Regions from separate parts of the Homo sapiens genome. Here region 1 is linked to region 2. A link is an interaction called in ENCODE POLR2A ChIA-PET data of the cell type or tissue named here. Cell type or tissue: MCF 10A. All regions are shown on one strand. Links, peaks and the distances in the headings refer to the core of each region. The heading gives the core; the rest is flanking DNA.

Region 1 (8,795 bases), core at 2,121-6,120, 60 kb after region 2:
CCTAGATTAAACCAGCCTGGTTATCCCCACCCCAGTGCCTGACTTGCCCTCCCTATTCAGTGCCCTTTAGAGATTATTCTAATGACAAAGTTCAGTGGATGACTAGTTTGCCTACTATTGTTTTCTCATATTAAAATTTAAGCCATGTAGGGTGGTAATCATGTTTGCTCTTCAGTAAATATTCCAAGAACTTGTGTGGCTGCAAAAAGTCTTACAGAAGGGAGGAGAGGGGGTTGTCAGCAGGAGCAGCCCAGGAGACGCTCATGAGAATACGCAAGGGTCTGCACCAGTCAGCACTTGGAATTGTCCCTCCTGGGAGAGCCATGTAGCTAGCCGGTAGGTTCAGAGGACAAGCACCATCAGGGGCTCATGTCTGAGTCCCGCCCGGCTCCTTCTGCCACTTCTGAGTGGCATCACTTAATCTCTTCCAGCCTCAGGATCTCATCTGAAAAAATGTCTCCCTCATAAGGTTGTTGTAGGGATTACGTAAGATGGTGAATGTAGACAACGATTGCAAACTGGGGAGCACGAGGTCGATATGAGCACTGATTGCTGCCCCGCTACATGGTCCTCTTGCTCTGCAACCATCTTCAGAGGCACCATCCTGTGCCTACCTTGGAAACAGCCTGAATTCCAATTCCCTGACTTGCATCCCTCCCTCTGGCCTCTTAAGGTAGTTTGAGGATAGCATTCTACAATGTCAGAGCTAGGACAGATCCTTAATGGTCACTTTGCAGGTAGAAAAACAGGTCCAAAGACCAATGCAACTGACGTGGGCTTGCACAACTGCATTGGGCAGCTCAGTCCCAACCCCACGACGCCTGACTGCCCACAAGGGCGCTCCTTACTAATAGAGTTTTGATTGGGTACTTCCTTGAGCCAGGTTCTCTGCTGAGCACCTAACATGGGTTACCTAATTTAATCCTCACACAACTCTGTGGGGTCAATACAGTGGTCATCTTCATTGTTTAGACAACATAACTGAAGCACTGAGAAGGTCACACAACTAAAATGGGTCAAAGCCAGATTCTAAGTCATTCCAGAGCCTGTGTGCAAATATACTACACTCGCTACCTCGCTGCACGATTCCTCTCATAGACTGACTCTCTAGGAAAAGAATCAAGTAAGAAATACCCTCCTAGTCACAAGATTCACTGAAGAGTAAAAGCGGAATCCTTGCCTTCAACATTTTATGGTGCGTCTCTTCCTCTGCTTCTTCCTTTCTCTCCTTTTCCTTTCTTCTTCCTGAACAAGTCAGTCCTAAATCCCTGAGTGGGGCTGAGCAAGCTGGGCTTCCGTGCAGGAAGGCGCAGGTGCAATGGCCCAGAATGGGTTGTCAGTGCTCCAGCAAGGTGAGAGCACCTGTGCAGGGGGCTGTCTGGGTGGAGGGCATCCCCAGGGGACAGCCCAGATGAGATGTCAGAGCCCAAGCTGTGTAAGGAGAGCATCACCCAGGGGCAGACCAGCAGAGGATCTTGAACCCCAGACAGAGAGAGGAGGGATTTGGCAGGGAGGGACAAACCAGCACAGGATATCAGAGACTGAGTGGGGTGCAGTGGGGTGTGGAGGGCATATGTGTGTGGGAGGGGGTGGCACTGCTAGGAGATAGGTTAATACGGAACACTGATCAAATCAGCAAATATAGTAAAGAGCATGGGAGTCTTTCTCTCTCAGTAAAAGAAGTTAAAAATGTGAAAACCAGCCAATGATTGCAAACTGGGGGGCATGAGGTAAATATGAGGACTGATAAATCCTCAGATCAAATAATTAATTATACTTAACTTTGACAGATCCTCATATCTAAAAGGTAAATATGAGGCTGGGCGCAGTGGCTCACACCTGTAATCCGAACACTTTAGGAGGCCATGGCAGGCGTATCAATTGAGGTCAGGAGTTCGAGAGCAGACTGGCCAACATAGCGAAACTCCGTCTCTACTAAAAATACAAAAATTAGCTGGGCTTGATGGCGCATGTCCCAGCTACTCGGGAGGCTGAGGCAGGAGAATCACTTGAACCTGGGAGGTGGAGGTTGCAGTGAGCCCAGATTGCACCACTGTACTCCAGCCTGGGTGACAGAGCAAGACTGTCTCAAAAAAACAAAAAAACAAAAAATGTGAAAAGGGAGAAAAATACAGTAAACCTTGTGGTGCTGGGCTGGAGTTGGAGGTGCCAGTGTGCAGTCTTGCTTAGCAGATGGTGGCTGTATGGGACACTGCTTCCTCTGGGGCATCTCTTTCGTCCCAGGGGTATCAGAAGTCTAGGTTCGGGGAGAACTTCACCTATGTATCCTAAAAGATGGTAGACAAATGGGTCCCGTGGTTCCTTCCTGCTCATCAGGGACGGTGCAGAGCAGACAGAGGGAGCAACACTAACACCTTCTCTCAGCTCAGCACTGTCCTCCAAAGGTCACCGGCACCCCTTCATGGGTGTGGCTGCGTGCTAGTTCCTGAGAGCTGCCTGCCCTCTAATCCATAGGCCTGTGGTTCCCCAGCCTGGGTGAGCACTTGAATCACCTGTCCTGGGTGCCTCCCCAGAGCCACCAAATCAGAATCTCCAGGGTGGGGCTTGGGAATCTGGATGCATAACAATCTCCCAGGTAATTCCTGTCCAGTCAGCCCACCGGTTGTGGATCAGGCCTGGGAGTCACTCACTAGATAATGGTGTAGACACTTCATAGGAATTGCGATGCTAAAGAAAAAAAGCCTTCATTCTCAATTAAGAGGAAAGGAAGAGGAAAAGGAGGGGAAGCAAACAGCAAATTGACATTAATTATGGCAACTCCCTTTAAACGCCACTGATAATATGCTGTCTGAATTCCCTTCCCATCAACCTCTGGATCTCACTATGGGTTGGGCATCCCCTAAATGGCAGGATGGCTCCAGGCTACAGCACAGAGCCCTGTGTTTCAGATGTAGGGAAAGTAAAGTGAACAATAGAAAAATTCCACATGGCCTTTGCAGGCCTCATACCGCCATTCCACACCACCAGCAGAAGTCAGCTCTGCCACCTAAAACCTTTGCCCATCCCTGAGAAAGTCCTCAGCATCCTAAGGCTACAAAAGTCTAATTGGTTGTACCAAAGTGGATAGAACCTTTTCCAACAAACCCCACCCAAACCTGCACCCACAGCTATCTGTTGTCCACCCACTATTTGTAGAGAAGTGCATTAAGAGTTTCAGGATATTATGGGATTTTTAGATGTCCCCTTCTGGCTTGCAGATCACTATCATTACACTCAAGATGAAGAGGAGGGGGACGGCAAGGAAGGCAAAGTGCAGTGCTCAAACAGAAGCATGGAGTTGGAACGAGAAGCTGAGTCCATGAGACAGCAAATAAGGAGTCCACGTTGGCCAAAGAACAGGGCAACACACGGGACTTTGCCAGGCATCTTTGAGAGAGAATGGAATGGGAGGAATCAAGACACTGAGGGCTAGAGACATGACTGTACCCCTGGGAAATGCTGCCACCCAGCACGGCACGGAAGTCATGGAGACATTCTTCAAGGCTGCCATGGGCCAAAGACTCACAAAATTCATCATCTCTTCCACCTCCACCTTGCTTTAATTAGGGCTTTGCTGAAGACAACGACTTAACCTAAAGATCGAGTCCACGGTGGGAGTACTGGGCTCCAAGTCAGGGCAGTGAAGGCGCAAGGTAGTAGACTAACACCCCTCCACCTGCACTGGCACATCCTCCATGCATTTGGCAATCTCATCAAACACAGGGTCAAGGCAGCTGTGTTCCAGCCCTGGCTCTGCCACTTGTTTGCTGTGTAGCTTTAGACACACCACTCACCTTCTGTGAACCTTGAGTTCCTCATGTGTGAATCAAGATCACGGCATCTCCCCTGCTTACCTCACAGGGCTCCTGTGGATGAGGCAACGTACAAAGTGCTTTGTCAACTATAAAGCATTGATGAAACATCAGGAACTGTTGTCATCGTTCCAGGTAGGCACAGATGTCCTCTATTTCTGCCTCCTGCCCTTTGCAGCTGACCACATCCCCTTCTTTCCATGGGACACTCTGAGGGTCTCTCTCCTCTGCAGTGTCTGCTCACTGCCCTGTCTGTCTGAGTCAACCACAGCGAGGCATCTAGGGTTAGGGTTAGGGTTAGGGTTAGGTTAGATAACCTAACTTATCTGGGGCCCCTGTCCCAGAATACGGACCTCCCACGCCCCTTGGGTCAGCGCACACGACAGGGGAGACACCTTGGTCGTATTTTTACATATTTTCCTCTTGCTCAAAACCACAGAGCCAAGCAAACTGCAATAGGAATAAAGTCCTGCTCAGTGAATTTCATTTTTTGCCACTCGTTTATTAGTGGTAGGTGCTGTGGCCACTGCTGAACTATTGTTTATCCAGCCTATTAAGATTCTGTTTTCCAAAACACATTTTTCTTGTACTCCAGCCAGAAGTGACTTGCCCAGAGCCCAGCACTGCTAAGAACAGCTGGGCTAAGCCAAAGATGAGTAGATTAAAGGAGAATCAATACCTCGTTGCTGAGTGAGAACAGAAAGTCAGTTCTCAACCATCTCCCCTCTCAGGCCCCATGACCGAGTTTCTCTCTTTCTCCCAAAGAGGAGATCATGGATTGTGAAATACCTTAATGGAAAAAACAGCCACAGGGCACTGGCTTGGCGGGATTGTATCCAAAATCATTATGTCATAAAAAGTTTCTTCCCCCAAGTACACACAGGCTGTTTTCCAGCAATTATCCCAAATAATTTTTTACGGGGAGATGGGGCTGCGGAGGAGGGGCGAAAAGGGTTCAGAGCCAGGGAGATGCACAATCCCCCGATTCATCTCTTCTGGCTCCCAATCACCTCACATGAATAAGGGGTGATTTCCCTAGCCCCAGGGCTCTGTGCTCTCCTCTCGTCTGCCCCCTTGCCATCAGCCCATTTTACTCATTAGGAGGGATTTTTGACATGCTACTTGCTAAGTTGGCATTTCTCATATTTCACAAAGCCCTACCTGGAGTATGCCCTCTAAAGCTGGGAATGAAAATAATTTTATCTGTGTTTAGGATAAACAATAGGTCAGAGGGCCCCAAGATGCTGGGAATGAAAATAATTTTATCTGTGTTTAAGATAAAAAATAGGTCAGAGTGCCCCACGATGGGGTAATTCCACCAGGAGAGAACAGTGTAACATAGTGGGATGAACGCCACTCTGCGAGTTCTAGTCCCAGCTCCATCATGAAGTAACAGGCCACTTACAGGATCTACATGAAGCACCAAAGTGATCTCCCTAGTCCCAACCCATAAAAAAAATCCAGTGAGTCTCTGGAAGGATGGCGCCGTGCTGCTGCCAGTCTAACCAGGCTGAAAGAGTGCACTTTAGGCATGGTGGAACATGCAACATTGTTGAGGTGACAGAATTTCATTAGTCTTCATAGAGGAGCGGTAAGGAATGTGACTGGAGGGCAGCATGGGGGAGGAGTAGGTGTAGGTGCAAGGAGAGGCAGGTGCAGAGGATGGGAGAGGGTCATTTTCTGCAGATGATTTGGGAGACAGCCAGCCCAGGGATTGGCCATCCAGTTTAGGGGCCAGTTTAAAAGGCCTGGAGCTAACTTATCAGAAGCTCAGGAAAGGGGAGGAATCTGAAGAATGAGGCCACCACCCACTCACCTGTGGTAGGGAGGCTCAGTGGTGGGGAGGGGCTCCGAGAGGTCTGTGGGGGACAAGGCCAGCCTAGGTACAGAGCAACATCCCTGAAAAAGCCGTCTTTGAAAAGCTGGCAAAGAAGCCTCCTTTGACTGCCTCACCAAAGTGAAGATTGTCAGGTTTCAGCAAATGCCAGTGTATTGTGTTTGATGCTCGGTTCATTTTTTAATATTGCGAAGGAATTTATAAATACAAAACAAATATCGCTTGATGGTGCACACCTTTGAGAGGCAAGGATCTGACCGATGAGTACTTGCCTGTGCAGACCACAGCCTTAATAATCTTCTAACCCATGGCGAAATCCTTCTGGGATGTCTATGGCGGTGGGGAATTCCCATGACTGACTCAACCCAGCCTCCTCATAATGATATTAATGCCTATGTTGATATGATACAGATATCATTAATAAGTTTCCTGATTTCAACATTCCAGCGAGGATAGGGAAAGTCCCAGGCGCAAAGCAAAGTTCAACTGCTTCCTCCCACTCTCATATTGTTCTTCCAATATTCCTTGGCATCGCCACCTTGAGAACCCAGGCTTCCTCCCAGGGACCCAGAGAGGTCAGAGGACTTTCCACACGGAACGGAAGGTCTGGGCCTCCTGAAGGGGGCCAGAGTTCCTGCAGGACCCGAACCAGGAGGGAACTGAGTCAAACAGTTAAAATAGCGCTAACATTTTAACGTATAATTTCTACAAACAAGGACATTCTATGACATAGTAATGACACGATATAAAAATCTGGGAATTAATCCTTATATATTACTAGCATCTAATCCCTACGCCATTCCAGTTTGGCTAATTGTCCCGATAACACCCATTGCATTTAGCTGTCATGTCTCATTCGTCTCCTTTAATCTGGAACATTCGCTCCATCTGTCCTTGACCTTGATGGTGAGTGTGGCACCTCTGAGGGTCTGTGATTGAGAGTTCCTTTGTAGGCTGTTCCTCCATTCGGGTTTGCCGGGTGTTTCCTTGCAATTGGATTCAGATGATAAGTTTTTGGCAGGAACACCACAGAACTAGTGTGGGGCTCTTGCTGCGTTCTGTTTGATAGTACGTGATTCCTGTTTGCCTAATGTCACCTGATGTGAACTTGGATCACTTGACTAAGGTGGTGTCTGCCAAGTCTCCCCACTCTAAAGTCGCTCCTTTTCTCCTTGTAGGTATGAGACTGTTTGAGACTAAGAAAAGACACCAGTCCTCATCAAACTTCCCCCACTAGACTTCACAGTCCTTGATGTTTCTTGGCTGAACTAACTATCATGATGGTTGCCCAATGGTGATTTTCTAATTTCATCATTCCTCCTCAGTATATTAGTTGGCATTCTGCTGTAAGGAAACGCTTTCTTTTCTTTTCATTTATTTATTCACTTACACATTTATATCGGTACAGACTCATGGATTCTAATGTATGCAATGGGATAGAATTCGTTACCAACATTATTCATTTTTATGTCTAGGTTACACCAGATTTGACCACCGGGAGCCCCTTTAAGCCAGTTCCTGTGTCTTGTTGACATGTCTTCATCATTCTTGGAGCACTTCCTGACTTTCCATACGACAAAATGTCCCCGGCTCTTCTTGTACCTTCCCTGCCACACCCATGGAATCAGCTGTTTCTCCAAAGAGTCCTGGCTCTAAGCACTAAGTCTGCACATTGCTATTGAGTGTCCCTGCTCCCAGGTGCTCTCCGTGGAGAGGACACACGAACGTATGCGCTCATGCACACACACACACACACACACACACACACACACACTTAATCTACAGTGACAGAAAGCAGATCAGTGGTTGCCTCGGGATAAGGGTGGTAAGAAAAGGTGGAAGACAGGAATTACAAAGGCAAGGGCCACAAGGAAACTTTTGGGGAGATGAAGATACGTGTATATCAAGATTTATCAAAATATACCTTTTTTTTTTTTGAGACAGAGTCTCACTCTGTTGCCCACACTGGAGTGCAGTGGCAGGATCTCAGTTCACTGCAACCTCCACCTCCCAGCTTCAAGCAATTCTCCTGCCTCAGCCTCCCGAGTAGCTGGCATTACAGGCATGCACCACCATGCCAGCTAATTTTTGTATTTTTAGTAGAGACAGTGGTTTCACCATGTTGGCCAGGCTGGTCACGAACTCCTGACCTCAAGTGATCTGCCCGCCTCGGCCTCCCAAAGTGCTAGGATTACAGGCATGAGCCACCGCACCCAGCCAAAATTTACATTTTAAATATATGCAGTTCATCATATGTAAATTACACCTCAACAAAGCTGTTAAAATTTTTGACATCCCTGGAATCATCACCATGCAAGGAAAGCAATACTCTGTGACTGTCTAACACCCTGGCTTCTGAAGTATTGGTTAAAGAAAAGTAATAGTAGAATTTTACGATCAAGAAATTCCTCTTAGGTTCAATAAATATAAGGAGGAATGATTTTTAAAACCCTCTAAACATTTTTATTAAATTAAGATACAGAGTATAGGTTCTGGGTTTCTTTGGAACGTTACAAGCTTGTCCAACCTGCCTTATTGTGTTGTTTTCTGTTTTGTTTTGTTCTGTTTTGTTTTAGGCTTTTAGCAGCCTGAAACCATGGTTTTTAGTTTCTGTCTCTAGCGATAAGCGGAAAAGTGGGATGAGGAAGGGGCTTTACTGGCCTAACCAGAAACAGAAACTAAGAACCCATGATTGAATTCTCTCCCCTGGACACCCATTTATAAGGTATGCTTAATAGATGCGACTGTGGCTGGGAGCAGTGGCTTACGCCTGTAATCCCAGCACCTTGGGAGGCCGAGGCTGGCGGATCATGAGGTCAGGAGTTCGAGACCAGTCTGGCCAATATGGTGAAACCCCATCTCTACTAAAAATACAAAAATTAGCCTGTCATGGTGGCACGCACCTGTAGTCCCAGCTACTCGGGAGGCTGAGGCACGAGAATTGATTGAACCCAGGAGGCAGAGGTTGCAGTGAACTAAGATCGCACCACTGCACTCTAGCCTGGACAACAGAGTGAGACTCTGTCTCAAAAACAAAACAAAACAAAAAAAAAAGATGCGACTGTGTTCTGAATACAGATGTTTATTCTAAACGTAAGGCAATTCTCTAAAACAATGATAATGAGTGAAATCAGTAATAAGCACTC
Region 2 (8,795 bases), core at 2,675-6,674:
CCAATGCCCACTTTCCTGTAAAATAACAAAAACTAAATGGTAATGCCCATTCAGTATGGTGCATACAATGAACGTTATGACTGACGCTGAGCTGTCTGCATTACTGTTTTATGACTCTTAAGTGGATAGATGAGTCACATCCTTGTGTCCTACACACAACCCATTAAAAGCAACAGGCCTCTGCAGACCTGGGGAAAAACAAGGCAGTCTTGCACTCTTAGATTTCATTCCTGGCAAAGGTGCTATAAGTCAAAATGATGTAAGCTGAATCAGATTTTCCAGTAGAAACTAAGCCACATTCATTACCAACAGCTTAAAGACCAACCTCTTTATAGAAAATGACCACAGACGTCACAATTAGCTAAATGCAAATGGTATATCTGTAAACAAGTCAATGTAAGCCTTTACAAAACATATAGATACCGAACAGGGCAATACAGAAGTCAACCACCGGATTATAATCGCTATTTAAAATGCTGATATCTTCTAATGATTTTTGTTATATTTACCAAAATGAATAGCATTTGTTCAGGGACTCTTTGGGCACATTCTGAGAGTAATCTTTAAAAAGATCTGTGAGGAAAATTAGGAATGTGCGATATGTTTTGAGAAATAAATCCAGGGATGTGTGCTCCTTAGTGTCCGTCTGCTTATAGTCCCCAAATGTACAAAGCAAAGAATAATTGGCCATTGGGTTTTGCTTTCTGAACTGCTGGCACATAAGTACTAGCTACTTACTACCTTATACCTAAAAATTGCTTTTAAAATGCACAACTTAACCTCCATTTTCACTGAAATTTCTGACATTTTATCCCCTATTACACTATTACAAAGTGTCAGGAGCTCTCAGTTCCTGACCTAGAACAGAAGCCAGGTCCACTAATATATATCAGTGGGTCTGACTCATTAGACTGATTATAAAGGTTGATTTGATTCTGACTCCAGAAATAATTCTTTTGCAGCAGTAGTAGAATTGAATCCTCTAATGGAAAAATGTTACTTTCCAATTAAAAAAAAAAAGACTCCGAAAGAGTGACTATTCAGAATACTTGTAAGTTAAAAGCACTTTCTTTTCCCCCATAAGTGTACTGGAATGTAGAGATCCAAATTCACAGTCTTCTCTGAAAGTCATTATTTTGCTCTAAACCTTTCTGGGATTTCTGTGTGTGAACTGCCTTTTAAATCATCATAATCCAGGTGATGTGATCTATGTCAATCACTTTATGTTCACAAGACAGTTTTCATTTGTCCACGGCCTTTTTTTTCTTCCTCGGTCCCTCTCTTCTCTCCTCCACTTAATCTGCCGGAAATCCAGATCTTCCTTCTCTGTTACCTTCATGCTGGAGCCAGACAGGAGACATTCTTAAGTGCTGGGAGTGGGTACTGGAGCAGGGATAGTGGAGCCCAACCGAGGCTACCTGGGCAGGAAGGAGCACATCATCAGGAAGCAAACTCCAGGCCACGTATACAAAGCATCGCACTCAGAGGATGTCTGTATTCCCAAAGTCATGGACCAGGCAAGTTTTACCAAGTCTCTGGGAACATCCGTGTTCCCATCTGTGAAATGAGTGAGTGGGAGGAGTTAACCTTTCTTCCTTCTCTAACATTGTCTGGCTGTATGGTGTGTATTGTTTGCCTGCTGAAAGAATACAGTAGATATAACTTACTAAACCACTAAAATGGAAATAGTTGCCAGTGGCCGGTGCAAATTTAGATAGAGCAAATTTAACATGTTCGTTTAAATTCTAATACCATATGCAAAGGTGAAGAGACTGGGTGTAATCAGATGCATCCTAGGAAGTGGAATTTCCAGAGACATCTGAATAATGAGAGAAAGAGAGTGAACTTGGCAGTGCCTTAATTCAAGTGGCCAAGTACTGTACGGTTCTGGAAAATGCTGGTCCTCGTTATGTGAGCTCTTCCCATATGCCTTTGACTTCCCCCTGCACCACCTGCCTCCTCCCAAATGCCCTGCTACTCCCTGTTGACCTCCTGGGATTCTCTCCAGCGTGGAACCTTTCCTAACCGACTGGCTACACATTGTGACTTTTCCTGCTGAGAGCACTGGTCAGGTTCTAAACCCATAACCCTTGACCCCCCCCAAGTACACTAAAAGCCATTAACCTGAGGCCAAGATGTAATCTCAATATTTGATTCAATTCTCTTGAAAGCTGCCCACAATTTCCCATTATCAATGTATGCTGTTTAATTTAGATTATAGGCTCTTAGAGGGAAGGGACCACATTTGTGTATTTCGTCTGATTTGGCGCTGAATTTCTGCATTTAGCAGGTAATCTTTGGATTAACTCTCAAGAGAAAAGATGGCCTCGGGCTTAATAAAAGTTGATCCCAGCTCATATCATGTTCCAAAATTACAGTTGACAGATGATCACCACAGACGTTCCTGCTGTCATACTCTGTAAATGTAAGGAGGACCAAGGTCACCTGTGGACGGGTGGGTGGAGCTGCCTGCCCAGGGTTGTAGTCCAGGCTCCTCTGTTGGAGCTGTTCTTCATGGTTTTCCTCAGAAGAAATAGGGCATCCGCCTGTATTCATATGGGTCTTCCTTCCCAGCTTTGGCTGTGCTTTGGAGATTCTTCAGAAAGGGATGAACCCAATCACCTCTCCTGTCTGAGAAGCTGAGGGATGTACTAACCTGCTGGGGATGGATGAGTGGGTAGATAGATGGAGCTAGCAGGAGACCTCTGTCATTTAGGCCAACCCCTTCATTTTATAGGAAACTGGAATCCAGAGACAAGTAGTGACATGCTCTCTTATGCTACTGAGAGTCTCACTGTTTGAATTCCATGTGATCTTTTGTGCTTCTGCTAGAAATACAGTTAGGTTAATTCTTAAACAACTTTCCTTCCAGAATCCTAGAGAGCCAAGGAACTGTAGGACCACTGTTACTAACCCCAGAGCCACTAGTACCAGTCCCACCTCCAAAGTCCCAAGAAATTAAGTAAGCAAATAAACACACAAGTACATTTCAGCTAAACAGATAATCACAAGGTATATCTTTTAAATTCCCAGGCTGATGAGGTCGTTAAATAATCTAGAAGGAAGAAACTAAGCCAAAACAAATACTATAAAATACAACTGGAATAACTGACTAAGAAAGATAAAAGAATCCCAGATTTCATATCCATAAAACCCAGATGAGTATCTCATTGATGTAAACAAAGTATGTGTGTGTGTGTGTGTGTGTGTGTGTGTGTGTGTGTGTGTGTGTGTAGATAGATAGATCCTCTTCTATAGGTGTTTTGAGTCACCACTAGAAAGAATACATGTGGCCACTTTGGGAGGCCGACGCAGGAGGATCACAAGGTCAGGAGATCGAGACCATCCTGGCTAACACGGTGAAACCCCGTCTCTATTAAAAATACAAAAAATTAGCCAGGTGTGGTGGCGGGTGCCTGTAGTCCCAGCTACTCGGGAGGCTGAGGCAGGAGAATGGCTTGAACCCAGGAGGCGGAGCTTGCAGTGAGCCGAGATCGCGCCACTGCCCTCCAGCCTGGGCAACAGAGCAAGACTCCGTCTCAAAAAAAAAAGAATACATGTGGCACTCCAATATCCTAGGGAAGTGGGCTATGGTTACATTCACGGGGCGGACTGTCTGAGAAAATATTGTAGTAACCGAGGTGCTTGTGCTGTTGGGGCTAGGCTGTAAAAATTAGACTCTCCTCCTTCATACCATTAAACATCACAATGCCTAGTACTGACAGAAACCCCCTAAAGCTGGGTGACAGACAGCAGAAGCTATTATGAAACTCCCCCCAGTGATATCAAGACTTCTTCCTGGAAGAAGACAGTGACTGATGTGACTCTTCATCTGAGTCATCTCATGGTGTACAGAAGCTGTTTCTCTCTGTCCTGCCTCTTAGGAGGGCACGCTGCCCATTGGAAACTGACTCCAGGCAGTGTGAGGAGTAAGGCCAGCTCATATTGTTTATAGGCACTTTAGAACCTCGGTCATCTCCTAGTGATCTACAGTGTTTGGTTTCTTCCTGGGACAGAGGAGTGCTCTGTAAATCAAGCCCTTCTTGGTTCGTCAGCCCTCTGTCAATGTTTGCTGAGTCCTCAAGTCAAAGGCAAGTCGGAACAGTGTGGAGACTTTGGCAAAGGGCTTGTTCCCCAGTGTTCAACCTCTCCATTTTGATGAAACAATTCTAGGGTGAGGTTGGCCCTAGGAATTATTTCTCTGACTCATATTCCCTTTCCTCTTTTCACACACTCAGAATGCACCATGCTGAGCACCTCATAGCCCCGAGCAGAGAGAGGCCAGGGTTGGGGCAAAGCCCTACTGGGGCCCACTCCCAAGACTGAGAAGACAAACAGGGAGGCGTCTCTCCCAAGCCAATTTCTTTCATCACCCAAAGCTATTTAGGGACACCATTGCCACACACTTCATGAAGAAACCCCAAACTGGTTCTAGCTCTCAGAGGTGGGAATAGACCTACTTAAGTTCTATGAACAAAGAATAGAGAATTAAGCCAAGCAAAGAGATAGGCAGTAGGTTTGATATCTGCCTTTCCTGTCGGGAAGAGGAGCAAGGGGCCGCTGCATCTTTAGAGACTTGAGCTAACGACAGACACAGATCCTGGCCCCGAAAAGCAGTTGGACTGTTTGTGGGCATCGTGTTCCATGCTTCATCTTTCATCATCTGATTCAGCAGACATTAACTCTGTTGGCTCTTAGAGTGCAAATGATGAAGACAGAACACCAACCTTCAAGCAATCCACAATTTAGAAGGGAAGGCAGACACGCAAACAGTTTCCATATAATCGGTAGGTATTAAGGCAGACTTATGCATAGAGTGCTATTTTGCTTTTCCCAAGGACACAGGTGGTAACACACACACACACACACACACACACACACACACACACACTCTAGAACATAAGCTCAGTATTGTTATATGTCTCCACTCATGATTGGAGTCGCAGGAATATTTCAGGTGGAGCAAGAGAAGCTCTACCAGCACTGAGAATTGAAAGTCTGCACAAGGGCCTCCTGTGTTCTACCACTGTCTTGAAGGTGCTCCCACTCTCAACATTTCACAAGCACTAGCTCACTCCGTCTGAAACAAAAAGAGTGAGTATACAAAAAGCCTGTAAAATACATAACACACTGCCTCCTTATGGGAGGCGTCCTGTGTCTCACACTCTCTGGAGAACAGAGAAGATGTGGTTGTCAGCTATCCACAGATCTGACCTTGGCTGACCTTCTGTAACTCTGAACAAGGCTATGCTTTTCTATACTGGGAATCCTTTGAATAGAATAAGATGTTTGAATAGAAATGAGGTTTTATCGGAAAGTGAAGTTGGAGAGTATTAAAATGATGATGAAAAGTGTCATTTATTCACTAATTTATGCATTCATTATGTCTGTTCTTCACAATTATATTTGGATGTCTGTTGTGTGTTAATACGTTGGTGCAAAAGTCACGTATGTGTAGGAGGTAAAGATGAATAAAATGTGCCTGACCTCAAAAAGTTACCCTCAGTGTGAGAAACTTGAGTTCATCAATTAACAAAAATTCAAAGAGGAATGACACAAGTGCTCTAATAGAAATGTATCAGGGTTCCAGCTTTGGTTCTGTACCTAAGAAGCTTAAAAGTTGTCATTCTGCAGCAACAAGTACAAATTTGAACAAACTAAAAAACCAACAACTCTTCTTAGATCTGTAAGAGAAATGAGGTCACAGGGCAAACTGCTGCTCTCAAAATTGGAGAGCTAGACAGGCAGATACAGAGAGTCACAACTAACCGGAGCAGAAACCCATGAGCAAACCTCTGTGAGATCCAGCACCTGGAGAGGAAACCATGAATTGCTGGAGGCTGAGTATGGATAAGTTTAGGAGTTAAAAACACCAGAGAAACCCAGTAACAGGGGTCGAGGTTGGGGGCACACTTTTGTGAGTTTTACCTCCAAGAGCTTGACCAGTTTCTCATGGTGAATACTGGGGGGAAAATCTCCTTGTGCTCCTGGCAGAAGGAAAGAGAGGAATCATTTTGAAATATGCCAGAGCACTCTGTTCTTTTTAACAAGATATGCCCTCAGGAGAAACTATTTAACTAGCACCTAAACTGCAGGGGTTTTATCAGAGTCTTACTGACCTAGGGGAAGGAAAACACCCAACTACAGCTAGCCCTAGCCTTCCCCGTGGGAGAAGGAAAATACCCAACTCAAGCACACCCTAGTCATTCCTTCCCACCTAAGGGGAGTCCAGAGGAGACTGAGAAATATTTGTGAAGTTCACAGTCCAAAGGCGTAGGTTCCCTAAAAGACTAAGACCTAATCATAGACTATAGAATGCTTCCTCTACCCACGTACCTTACCATAACATTACTAAAGAATTATTTACAGCAATTTCTTTAACCCAGTATATCACGTCCAGCTATCAAGAAAAAATTACAAGGCAAAAGACATGGTTTGAAGAAACAGAGCTCCTGCCTCAGCTTCCTGAGTAGCTGGGACTACAGGCAAGTATCACCATGCCCAGCTGAGGCAGGAGGACTGCTTGAGCCCAGGAGGTTGAGGCTGCAGTCAGCCATGTTCTGACACCACTGCACTCCAGCCTGGACGACAGAGTGAGGCCTTGTATCAAAAAGAAGAAAAGAAAGAAGATGAGGAAGAAGAAAGAAGAAGAGAGAAGAAAGAAAAGAAGAGAGAAGACAGAAGAGAAAGAAGAAGAGGAAGAAGACCAAGAGGAAGAAGAAGAAGAGGAGGAGAAAGAGGAGGTGGAGGAGGAAGAAGAAGAAAAGAAGAAGGAGGAGGAGAGGAGGAGGAGGAAGGAAGGAAGGAAGGAAGGAAGGAAGGAAGGAAGGAAGGAAGGAAGGAAAGAAGAAAGGAGAAAAGGAACAAGATAAATATTTGAGCAATAGTTACTGATAATTTTCCCAAAATTGATATCAGATACCAAACCACAGATCCATGAAGCTCATGAAACACCAAACAGAATAAATGCAAAAAAAAAAAAAAAACTATACCTAAGCATACCATATTCAAACTACAAAAAAAAAAAAAAAAAATCAAAGAAAAGAGAAAATTCCTGAAAGAAGCCAGAGGAAAAAAACAACTTATCTATGGAGTAACAGAGGTAAGAATTATATTTGACTTCTCCTCAGAAATAATTCAAGTAGGAAGAGAGTGGAGTGAAAGTTATTTAAAGTGGAGAGAGAGGGAGAGAGAGAAACCCCACCAACCTAGAATTCTGTGAAGGAGAAATAAAGACTTTCTCAGACAAATTTGAGAGAATTTGTTGCCAGTAGACCTGCCTTACAAGAAACGTTAAAAAGTTCTTCAGAGAGAAAGAAAATTATGTAGATCAGAAATTCAGATCTACATAAAGAAAGGCAAAGCATGAAAGAAGGAATAAATGAAGGTAAAATAAACCCTTTTATTTTTCTTCCTCAATTGATTAAACAAATAAGTTTGTTCAAAATCACAATAGCCACAAAGTATTTGACTATGCATGCTTGTGTGTGTGTGCACATGTGCACGTGTGCTTATGTACACTTATATATAAGTGAAATGAGTGACAGCAATGATGCAAGGAACAGGGGAGAGAAATTAGAATTATGATTTTCTTATTATAAGGTACATTATCCATTAAAAAACAGATTGTTAGAGTAGAAACAAGACCCAACTATATGTTGTCTATAAGAAACCCACTTTAAATAAAAGACACATATAGATTAAAAGTAAATGGATGCCAACAGATGTACCATGCTAATCCTAATCAAAAGGAAGTAGGAGTAGCTATGTTAATTTCAGACAGGACAGACTTCAAAGCAAGCAAAATTATCAGAGATAAGAGGGGCATTACACAATTACAAAGGGGATAATTCTGCAAGAAGACATTACAATCCTTAACTTGTAGAGCACCAAAACAAGAGAGCATCAAAATATGTGAGGCAAAAATTGATAGAACTACAAGAAGAAATAGATCAATCCACTATTATAGTTGAAGACTTCAACACCCCTCTATTAGAAATGGACAGATCATGTAGGCATGAAATCAGTAAGGACAGAGTTGAATTCAGTGACACCATCCATCAGCTGGATACAATGGAAATCTGTAGACTGCTTCATTGAACAACAGCAGAAGACAAATTTTTCTGAAGCTTACATGGAATGTTCATCAAGATAGATCACCTTCTGGGCCATAAAACAGACCTTAACAAATTTAAAACCATAGAAATCATCAACTATGTGCTCTCAGATCACAGTGGAATTAAATAAGAAATCGATAACAGATACTTGGAAAATCTCCAAATACATAAGGATTAAATAACACACTTCTAAATAACACATAGATCAAAGAAGAAATATTGTGAGAAAGTTAAATACATTTTCAATTTGTGTTTCAATGAAAATGAAAACACAGCTTATCACAATTCATGAGATTCAGTGAAAGCAATTCTTAGTGAGAAATTTATAATACTAAATGCATATATTAGAAAAGCATAAAAATCTAAAATCTAAGCATCTATCTTCATAAATTAGAAAAATAAGAGCAAATTAAATCCAAAGTAAGCAGAAGACAAGACATAATAAATTAGAGCAGAAATCAATGAAACTGAAAACAGGAAACCAATAGAGAAAATCAATGAAACCAAAAGTTTATGTTTTTTCAAAGATCATAAAATTGATAAGCCCTTAACCAAGGTAACTCAGGAAAAAGAGGACATAAATTACTAATAGTAGAAATGAAAGAGAGTAGAATACAGGAATATTACAAATAACTATGCCCACGGACTAAATAACCTAGGTAAAACAGACTGATTCCT

What was found. ChIA-PET counts read pairs that join two places held together with the same protein. Peaks named below come from ENCODE experiments on the same cell type or tissue, not always from the same donor. Only the 100,000 strongest peaks of a DNase experiment are listed, where the experiment ranks them.
Region 1: POLR2A ChIA-PET joins it to region 2 with 9 read pairs; 1 of 35 experiments calls an interaction of 5 or more read pairs at or near these places.

Annotation. Positions count from the first base shown.
Region 1 is chr11:129,699,455-129,708,249 of GRCh38, forward strand. No RefSeq gene overlaps it. Among named protein-coding and RNA genes, the nearest start is that of LINC01395, 87 kb to the left of the region's middle. In MCF 10A, for the core only: no CTCF peak of the experiment used is centred there; DNase peaks (open chromatin) are centred at 3,857 and 4,587.
Region 2 is chr11:129,639,359-129,648,153 of GRCh38, forward strand. No RefSeq gene overlaps it. Among named protein-coding and RNA genes, the nearest start is that of LINC01395, 26 kb to the left of the region's middle. RefSeq lists an enhancer at 1-1,021. In MCF 10A, for the core only: no CTCF peak of the experiment used is centred there; DNase peaks (open chromatin) are centred at 2,733, 3,923 and 4,253.